Linked DNA regions of Homo sapiens: all the other regions are linked to region 3. A link is a contact called in ENCODE Hi-C or POLR2A ChIA-PET data. All regions are on one chromosome and are shown on one strand. Each heading gives the region's core, a stretch centred on a gene start or an enhancer-like site at or near the end of the contact. The rest is flanking DNA. Distances are from core to core; before and after follow the strand shown. Region 1 overlaps ITPR1 (inositol 1,4,5-trisphosphate receptor type 1). Region 2 overlaps ITPR1 (inositol 1,4,5-trisphosphate receptor type 1). Region 3 overlaps ITPR1 (inositol 1,4,5-trisphosphate receptor type 1).

What was found. Hi-C counts contacts between places; a loop is a spot of excess contacts on that map. ChIA-PET counts read pairs that join two places held with the same protein, here RNA polymerase II (POLR2A). Pooled maps may share reads with other maps.
Region 1: a loop to region 3 is called in a map of B cell, with 7 times the contacts of the local background. The contact joins two enhancer-like sites. A Hi-C loop is called at or near these places in 14 of 168 maps with a recorded cell type or tissue (B cell, CD4-positive, alpha-beta T cell, CD4-positive, alpha-beta memory T cell and 8 more), 15 of 37 single-sample maps with no recorded cell type and 18 of 50 pooled maps. POLR2A ChIA-PET finds 5 or more read pairs at or near these places in 4 of 52 experiments (CD8-positive, alpha-beta T cell, GM12878, OCI-LY7 and 1 more).
Region 2: a loop to region 3 is called in a pooled map, with 2.2 times the contacts of the local background. The contact joins two enhancer-like sites. A Hi-C loop is called at or near these places in 1 of 50 pooled maps. POLR2A ChIA-PET finds 5 or more read pairs at or near these places in 5 of 52 experiments (A549, HEK293, activated CD4-positive, alpha-beta T cell and 2 more).

The regions. Positions count from the first base shown.
Region 1 is chr3:4,517,879-4,520,937 of GRCh38, forward strand. The region is part of intron 3 of ITPR1 (inositol 1,4,5-trisphosphate receptor type 1); the gene reads left to right. Among named protein-coding and RNA genes, the nearest start is that of ITPR1, 26 kb to the left of the region's middle. Within about 2 kb of position 1,258, at least 7 of the 41 ENCODE cell types and tissues checked have a DNase peak (open chromatin) inside an H3K27ac peak, as active enhancers do; they include B cell, where a contact is called at or near this core.
Region 2 is chr3:4,549,875-4,553,191 of GRCh38, forward strand. All of the region lies in intron 4 of ITPR1 (inositol 1,4,5-trisphosphate receptor type 1), which reads left to right. Among named protein-coding and RNA genes, the nearest start is that of ITPR1, 58 kb to the left of the region's middle. Within about 2 kb of position 1,719, at least 9 of the 41 ENCODE cell types and tissues checked have a DNase peak (open chromatin) inside an H3K27ac peak, as active enhancers do.
Region 3 is chr3:4,631,942-4,635,162 of GRCh38, forward strand. The region is part of intron 5 of ITPR1 (inositol 1,4,5-trisphosphate receptor type 1); the gene reads left to right. Among named protein-coding and RNA genes, the nearest start is that of EGOT, 120 kb to the right of the region's middle. Within about 2 kb of position 1,615, at least 3 of the 41 ENCODE cell types and tissues checked have a DNase peak (open chromatin) inside an H3K27ac peak, as active enhancers do; they include B cell, where a contact is called at or near this core.

The sequences.
Region 1 (3,059 bases), core at 8-2,507, 110 kb before region 3:
AATGAAAAGCACTAAATGAGCCCAGTGGGTATTTGCTGTGTGCTAGGCACTATGCTAAATACTGTGCCTACATCTTCCTTAATCCTCACACAACTGTCTATGGTGAACATTGTCATCATTGCTGTTTGTGGAGGCAAAACTTTTGAGCTTCAGAGAGGCAAAGTCACTTGCCCAAGATTTCACAGCTCAGAAAATTCCAGACTCCAAGGCTAGGGCTGCCAGCAGTTGCTCTCTGCAGGCCAGCTTCTCTCTTTCCAGCTTCCTTGTCTGCCCGCAGCTCTCCCTCCTCCTTGACTGTGCACAGCCCCTATCTGGATGCCTGGTTAAACCTCAACCCACTCTATTCCCATGTTTCCCCTGGGGGTCTTGATTTCCCAGTCACCCAGGTGCCTCCTGAGCCCCCGGGATCTTAGTACCTTCTTTCTCTTCCAGGGCATCTCTTCTTTAAAATCATATGAAGTGCTTTTTAAGTGTTTTCCTCAAACATTGTAAACAAATTAATGATGAGTCCCTCCTGCCCTTTTAAAGTGAGGAGGGCTTCTTTTTGAACTTTGGGTTGCTAATACTTTCTTGAGATGAATACTTTATTTTCTCAGTTGCTTGCACATATTTGAGGATAGCAGTGTAAAAATGGGGTTGGAAAGAAAGTTTGACAACCCTTCCTGTTTTTAATATTTATGGGGGACCTGTTGTGGACTACGGTGAGTGAGTGCCAGTCGTTATGGGACTCACTGTGTAGCACTCCAGCCCCATCCCATTTATATAGATGGTGGTTACCTCCAAATGGCTTCATCTACTGGTTGAACTTGAGAACTCCAATAGGATCTTGGAGGGCAAGTGTGTGTGTGTGCACACTACTCAGTGGCATGCTTCTGAATTGCCTTTTTAGCTTGTTAAAAATAAAGGTTCAGCTTGGTGCGGTAGCTAACGCCTGTAATCCCAGCTACTTGGGAGGCTGAGATGGGAGGATCCTTTGAGACCAGGAGCTCAAGACCAGCTTTTAAGACCAGCCTGGGCAATATAGCAAGAACCCTGTCTCTTTATAAAAACAAGACGGGCAGGATTCTTGGGCCTCATCCTACAGCACAGCTTTAGTAAGCTGGGTTGACAGAGTCCTGGCGTCAGTATATTTGGAAACAATAAGTCTGATGAACATCCCCCTCGTTAAGAATCCCTGAGACCAACTTTCATTTTACAGATGAAAAAACTGAGACCGGTAGGGGTAAAATGCCACAGTCATGATCATGCCGCTAGTAGGTGGCAGAGTGCCATCTACAATTCATTTGTCATCTGAGCTTGACTGGGGCTCCTCTTACCACTTCCTCCCCATTTGAGAACTTGATGATTTATTTATTTTTTTTTTTCTTGAGATGGAGTCTCACTCTGTCGCCAGGCTGGAGTGCAGTGGCACGATCTTGGCTCACTGCACCCTCCACCTCCTGGGTTCAAGCAATTCATCTGCCTCAGCCTCCCATGTAGCTGGGACTACAGGCGCCTGCCACCACGCCCAGCTAATTTTTGAATTTCTAGTAGTGACAGGATTTTGCCATGTTGGCCAGAATGGTCTCAATCTCTTGACCTCGTGATCCGCCTGTCTCGGCCTCCCAAAGTGCTGGGATTACAGGTGTGAGCCACCATGCCTGGCCATGGCTTGATGATTTATTAACCTAGCCCTACCTTGGATTCTGAGCCCACCCTGTCAAGCATTATGTTAGCTCTGGGGGCATTACTATACTTACAGGAGCTTAAGGTGGTGGTTTTATATATGTATATTCTGCTCTTGATTTTTACATGAGAACTCAGGCCATTGGCTACACTGTTCTTCTTGTTTATACAGTGAAGTCTTGTGTCATGAAGCTGAAGGAGGCAAACTGCTGGTGGGGTACCATGGACACTTTGATTTACCCACCAAATAGATACTGAGCTGCCAGCCTTGGGCATCTTCTGGCCTTCATGGAGCTGGTAGCCTGGTGCCCCTTTGGAGTCTCAGTCAGTGAGGTTGGGAGGACAGAGAAGGAGAGGCAGAGAGTGTCTGGCGCAGGAGAAGCTTGGTCGGGGGGGCTTTGTGGAGAAGGTGGGGCTCTTACCCTGAGTCCTGAAAGACAGGCAGGACTTGAGGAGGCAAAAGGGAATCTTGGAGAATAGAACAGTAAGGGTCAAGGCTGAATATTTAATGGTACCTTGCATTTGGGATGAGAGGAGGCAGCACAGATGAATGGAGGAACCCTGGAAAACCATGGTGTGTTAGCTGGGAACAACTGCAAGTTCTGTGGTCACTTGGAAGATTAGCCAGTTCTATCAGTACCAGTTTTAGGAGCTTGGACAAGTTGTGTAACTTCTCAGAGTCTCAGTTCCCTCATCTGTTCAAAAATATATTTTTAAGTGGTTCTTCTAAAAGAATTGTGCAAGTTAGACTTAGCAGTCAGGACTTTAAATACTGAGTCTTTATGTAATGTGAGCTTATTTATTTGTAATTTTTTGTACTTTCCCCACTAGTTGCTTTTGATGCTCCACAGTCCTTTCATATCTTCATGAGTTTGTGCTCATGGTTCTTTCCACCTGGAAACGCTCCCCTCTAGCCTCCAACATCTATTTCGAATCTTCCAGTAGTTCCATTAGAACTTCCTCTGTCTGCAGCTTCTCAGATGACCTCAGGCACAGTTCGCTTCTGGCTGTATTTTTTTTTCTTCCTTCTCTTACAGCCCTTAGATTATATTCTCCTTATCAGTTTGTTCTTAAGGCTCCTGCACTAGCCTTGAGCTCCCAAAGAGCAAGGGCCTGGCTCATATTCACCTGGCACAAAGTCAGCTCCTCAGCTACCCTTAGTTGAATGCAACAGCCCCTTGCTGTGTCTCGCGACTTCAGCCACCTTGCATGCTATACTCAGATCTACCATGGACATGGTTATGGGAAAGGAGCCACAGAAAACAGTAGCCTTAATGTGTCCTTCACAGAACAGAACCCTGGGCTTTTGGATTAGGTTTAGATCCATGCATAGGAAGCCTCTAGTGTAAAGAGTTCCTGGCAGGAGAATATGGCAATCTAAATGTTGCGCAGGA
Region 2 (3,317 bases), core at 469-2,968, 82 kb before region 3:
TTCGAGGGCAGAAAAGGGAGGAAAGAAAAGGACGTGGATATGTCTACTAACTGAAAAGCCAAGGGTGGTTTGTTCTTCCCTGCCGCCAAAAAACAAAACAAGATTTTCTTCTTGAGACAACCCTTCAATGCCTCTGTTTTCTTTAGAGGACTGTTTTGGCTAATGAAATCAATGTCTGCAGGATTTCCTGTGCTTTCAGTCTCTTTCTCTATAGTTTTAACATTCCCCTGTCATTATTAGCAAGTTGTCTGCTAACAGCTTGGCGCATGCCAGAAAGCTATTCTCGGTGGGGTTAATTTCTGGCTATTAAAAGTTCTCTGAGACCCCAGATCTCTCTGAGCAGGGCCATGTTGGGGATTTCCAGCACATGTGCTGTTTAGACTCAAGGGCCACAGCAAGCTTCCCCATCTCACAGCAGAAACACTGTAGGCACAGGTGACAGCAAATGGGCATTGACCAGTCCGCTGCCAGAGCGCTTGGTGACCGTCCAACCCACAGACGCGCTGCCATCTACCTAACGGGGTCGTGACAGTGATTTTATTGCGTGCTTCATGAAAATCATGTAGTGCCTGGTCCATAATAAATGATTGCAGACTATTGTTATCCTCATGCCTGGGACATAATAAATATCCCTAAACTGTTACATGAAAAATAGAAATTCCCTGAGAGCATAATTAGGCCAGTTATCTCCAAGTTAGATTTCGTTCATGGGACAAATGGCAGACTTTTCCAGCATGGGCTGAAAGAAGTAAAAAAAAGAAGAAACACTGAGAGGTAGGAGGACTGCTTGAAACTAGGGGTTTGAAACCAGCCTGGGCAACATAGTGAGATCCTGTCTCTACAAAAAATTAAAAAGTTAGCGAGGCATAGTGGTACACACATGTAGTCCCAGCTACTAGGGAGGCTAAGGCAGGAGGCTCATTCAAGCCCAAGCCCAGGAAGTAGAGGCTGCAGTGAGCTATGATCATGCTACTGTACTCCAGCTTGGGTGACAGAGGCAGACCCTGTCTTTAAAAAAAAAAAAAGAAAGAAAAGAAACACTAACTTGTTGAAGATTGAGATGACTCCACTAGGAACAAAAATGGTTGGTGAAGAGGAAGAGGACTGAGAATAGAATAGTGCTGCCTGCCTTTGTGTTTACATCTCACATAGAGCTATCTTCCCCTCCCCACAGAGCAGATGTAGCTGAAGTGCTCATGTGTATGTATTTGAGGGGACAGCAACTTGGAAGAGAAGATACCAGCTGCGGCATCTCATAGTGGAGGTTTGGAGGCCAAGGCAGGGCTTCAGGGAAGTGCCTTTTCTGCAACATGTGTTTTGTTGCTCTTATTCTTGTCTTGGTCTGCTTGTAACAACAACAAAAAAGACCATCTGGAGTCTAGAAGGCAAAAATAATGGGAATGAAGAGATGGTGTTAGAATCATAGCAGTATCACCGTATTTATGGGATGAGTTATTCTACTGGCCCTCACTTTTGGTGCTGAGATTGAGATGTGAAATCATGAAGCGATTCAGAAATGTGTCCTTATGAAAATACTGTCTTCTGATAGCTTCAGCATACAGGGTTTTTTATGAGAACAGATCTTTCTAATCTCTCAGCGTTGCCAAGAAGTGTCCATGCTTCTTATCTAGAGAGATTATTCCATGTTTTAATTATAAAGGGTTGAGTAGCTGTTTCAGGGCTGACGTTGGTTCTTGCTCATGAATCAAGGTCACAACAGAGCTCACCCCTGGCCTTGGCCAGGGACTTAATGTTCATTCAGCAAACATCTGCCAAACCCTCACTATATTTACAGCATGTGTTAATTGTAGTGGGCTAGATACAGATAATACTCCATGTATATAGTACTTTTAACAGTTTCTAAAGGCTTATTCTCTTATTCACATGAAGAATCTGAAATCAGAGAAGTCGGCTTAAGTTATATAGCTGGTAAGTCAACAAGCAATAGCTGCAACCAGTCGTATCTTATTTTTTGACTACATCTCTGCTGTCTGAGGCAAGGTCCCTACTCTCAAATGAGTTAACTTTTAATAGAAAAGATAATTTGATTGACTCTAACGAACATTTATTACATATGCTCTGGAGGTTCCATGTGAAACAGGCTTGTCTTTAATCTAGGTCTCAGGATAGCAGAAGTAATCCCATTTGTATTTTTATCTGTTTTGTTTAGGATGCTTATCACAGTTCTAATGCAGAAATTATTTGGATAATTCTGATTGTGGAAAAAAACAAACTCAAAGTGCTTTTTCTAGTCTCTCACTCAACAGCAGTCAACACAGATTTCTGTGACAAACGGGGTGGGGGAAATTCTCCCCATCACCAAGCAAGCAATCAATTCTGCAGCAGACAACAGCTGGGTATCTTCTATTTTAATGTTTAACTGGTGATAGTATTAGATCCCACAGATTGGAGGCTCAGCCCCCAAGAATGCCCCACCTCCCACCTGACACACCAGTCTGGGCCTCTGGAACGTCTGACTGACTGGCTTTAAGTTTGGATTCCTATGACCACCTCTTTGGGTTGGATTAATTTGCTAGAGTGGCTCACACAACTCAGGGAAGCATGTTTACCCATTTATTATAAAGGATATTACAAAGGATACAGATAACCAGAGGAGGAGATACACAGGGTGAGGTCTGGAAGGGTCTTGAGTGTAGGAGCTTCTGTTCCTATGGAGTTGGGGCCCACTATCCTCCCAGTGGGTGGATGAGTTCTTGTTCACCATCTTGTCTGCCTCCACATGTTCAGTTATCTGAAGCTGGTCCTTTTGGGTTTTTATGGAAGCTTCATTATGTAAGCATGATTGATTAAATCATTGGCCATTGGTGATCAACTTAACCTTCAGCCTCTCTTCCCTCTCCTCTTTCTGGGCTGAAAGCTGGACCCTCTAATCCTGCCTTGTTTTTTTCTGGTGACCAGCTCCATCTAGAAGCTGCCTGGGGGCTGCCAGCTACCAGTCAACTCATTAGCATGCAAAAGACATCACTTTGGCATTTCTGAGGATTTTAGGGGTTGTATGCCAGGAAACAGGGTCAAAGACCAAATATATATTTCACAATGTGACAGTAATGATTTATTTTATGCCTAACTCCGCTGCTAGATTGTGGGTAGGGACTTTCTCGTTGACCCCAGCATCCCCAACACAAAGTGAAACATCTGTCAGAAAACAGATGTGTCTTTCATCACAAAAGCATGTTGAATGAGTGCACTATAAAGAATAGATGAGGTGCTGTTTTAAAGTGCCATGGGACCACAGATGAAGTTTATTGTGGTGGGAGGTGATGTCATGAGTAGAAAAACTTACGGAGAAGGCATAT
Region 3 (3,221 bases), core at 365-2,864:
GCGCCCAGCCGACAGATAACTTTTTAACTTATGTGAATATCCAGCTGGACATACAATTGTATGGGATAAATGATGGTTCATCCTTGCATAGGATTGTAACATGCGTTCACTTTACCCAGCATCCCTAGCTCCTGTCCACTGAACATCAGTAGCACCCTCTTCCAGTCACTGCAGCAATCCATAATCTCCTCAAAGTCTGTGCTGGGAACATGGGAATCTAGTTGAATAGGTGGGGAAGGTTGGTCAGTCCTGCATGTATGTATATTTAGTGCATATGCCCATAGGGGGCTATCTTTCTGGAGGGTCTATGTGTCTTTAGTTGTCCTCACTTTGCTTTTCTGGTATAAAGATCATTTTGTTCAGTGAGATCTTATTAATACATCTCCAACTCTTTCCTCTCCTATACTTTTTACCACAGGGGTTGTAAATTCAGATTCCTCTTGGCCATACGGGAAATCAACAGGAATAAAGTGGGCTTGGTGGGTAGTGTTGCCAAGTGGAGAGTCCCATGGGTGGGTCTGGAGGGGCAGCTCTACTTCCCTACTGTCACTGCTTGGGAATGTGGGCTGAGAGCTGCTGCCACGTCTTCCACTTTTTAAGAGAAGATAAAAATCCATGCTTTTAGTGTAGTATCTCAATTTTAAAAAGATGTTGGGAACTAATTCAATTAAGGCTTGAAATATACACTCAACACCAAAAGAAATGGCTCAGGCTGGATGTGGTTCTTCAGCCCCATTTGCAACCTGTGCTCTATATGTTATGTTTCATCAGCAAGTCCTTTCGACACTCCTTCCTATGAATGAACTGTGAAGAAAACAGCATGGTTGAAAAAAGTTCAATCATAAGGTGATCAAAAATGGTCAACTCCTTATTAAAAAGAAAAAAGAGAAAAACAGAAATCTCTCTCATGCTGTTTATGTTTTTAAAAAATAAAAAAGGAAGCCAGTTCTTTTCCCTGATTTAAGATTACTGATGTGACTTTCAGGTCTTTTTTTTTTTTTTTTTTTTTTTTTTTTGAGATGGGGTCTTGCTCTATTGCCAGGCTGGAGTGTAGTGGCACGATCTCAGCTCACTGCAACCTCCACCTCCCGGGTTCAAGCGATTTCCCTGCCTTAGCGTCCTGAGTAGCTGGGACTTCAGGGGTGCGTCACCACGCCCGGCTAATTGTTTGTATTTAGTAGAGACGAGGTTTCACCATTTTGGCCAGGATGGTCTCGATCTCCTGAACTCATGATCCACCTGCCTTGGCCTGCCAAAGTGCTGACATTACAGGCATGAGCCACTGGGCCCGGCCTCAGGTCTTGAATGTTGACTTTGTGCTTCACTTTCTGCAGTTCCTACTTTCCTACTTAGCTGGAACTTTTCCCCCTAGTGTCTTAAAGTTATCTACATATTTCATTCAATTTACATTCCCACCAGCCAATACGATGTTGTATTTTGGACAGCCACTTTGCCTTTGGAACTGATGGCCAGTCTCCAGTGGGTTTTCATTTTTATTTTTCTCAACTACTATGCAGCACCCCAATCAGAAGTCAGACTATTTTAAATTAATGCCATTTAAGGAATTAGTTGTCTAGACCACTTGACTTCCTTTTGACTAGGATGAGCAACATCAACAGCACTTTGAAGGAGAGTGACATCTAGTGGCTGGATACTGTCTATGCTTTTTCCTTCTGCAGGAATAACTGGATTTTGACTCTCTTGGTCATGTTTTCCTAAGGGTCTCTTGACAAAATGAGCTTCTTCCCATCCGCAAATCACATAAATTTCTTCTAAAGGCCATTACTACTGTTTTCTGACAGCAGCATAGCTGTTACCTTGAAACAAGCACCTACATTGTTTTGTTCTGAGAAATGATTACTTAAGTCACAGCTTTGACCAGCTAGGAAGAGCTAGAGGAGTGACAGGTCCTTATTGTCTGGGTACTACATTGCTTGTTTTTAGAAGCCTTGCTTCAATATCGCATTACATGATTCAGAGCTTGTTGACTTTAACAAAATAACCTTTCCTTACTGTTTCAGTCACCTTTCTATTGTCATTCGATAATAGTTTCTCTGTTGCTGAAATAAAATAACAGGTGGCTATGATGGGGCAGACCTTGATGTTGCTTAGGGAACATGGTGAATAATAGTGGTGGAACCATTTCATAGAGTGTTTTTTTTCCCCTTAGAAATTAAAAACAGCCCGCAACCCATTATTCAAGGGAAAAGAGTAATAGATATTTAAATTATCAGGATTTTAAAGTAATGAAAAGGTAACACATTTAAGATGCCTTTTTCTTTTTTTTTTGAGACAGTCTCACCACTCTATCACCCACGCTGGTGTGCAGTGACATGTTCCCGGCTCACTGCAGCCTCAGCCTCCTGAGCTTAAGTGATCCTCCCACCTCCCTGCCCAGTAGCTGGGACCACAGGCACACACCACCATGCCTGGCTAATTTTTGTATTTTTTGAAGAGTTGGGGTTTTGCCACATTGCCCAGGCTGGTCTTGAACTCCTGAGCTGAAGCAATCCACCCACCTCGGCCTCCCAAAGTGCCAGGATTACAGACATGAGCCATGGCATGACTTTAAAAAATTCAGAGTACCTGACACAGAGACATGATGAAGGTGTTTTTGAAGAAACTACACACTTGTATTTTAGGAGGAGTATTCCAAAATCTGTGAGTAGGAAAAGCAAAAAAATATTAATTGATGTGATTCGTAAATTGTGTTCCTCAAAGATAACCTTGGGTTTTATTTTGATGTTTTCCCTACTCTCCTACCCCCTATTCTGTTCCTGTGTCTCCACATTTTAAAGTATCAACAGGAGTGTGCTATTCACTTCCCTTTCTTGTTGCCCAGGCTGGAGTACAGTGGTGCGATCTTGGCTCACTGCAACCTCCACCTCCTGGGTTCAAGTGATTCTCCTGCCTCAGCTTCCTGAGTAGCTGGGATTACAGGCATGCACCACCACACCTGGCTAATTTTTGGGGGTATTTTTAGTAGAAACGGGGTTTGGCCATGTTGGCCAGGCTGGTGTTGAACCCCTGACTTCAGGTGATCTGCCCGCCTCAGCCTTCCAAAGTGCTAGGATTACAGGCGTGAGCCACCGTACCTGGCCTCTATCCTCATTTTTAATGGCTACACGGTTACTTCCTTGTTTGGCAGTACTGTCATTTTAGATAAGCAGCCTCTATGGGCAGACGTTAGGTAGGGAGTGATATTCAGGATCTTGACAACA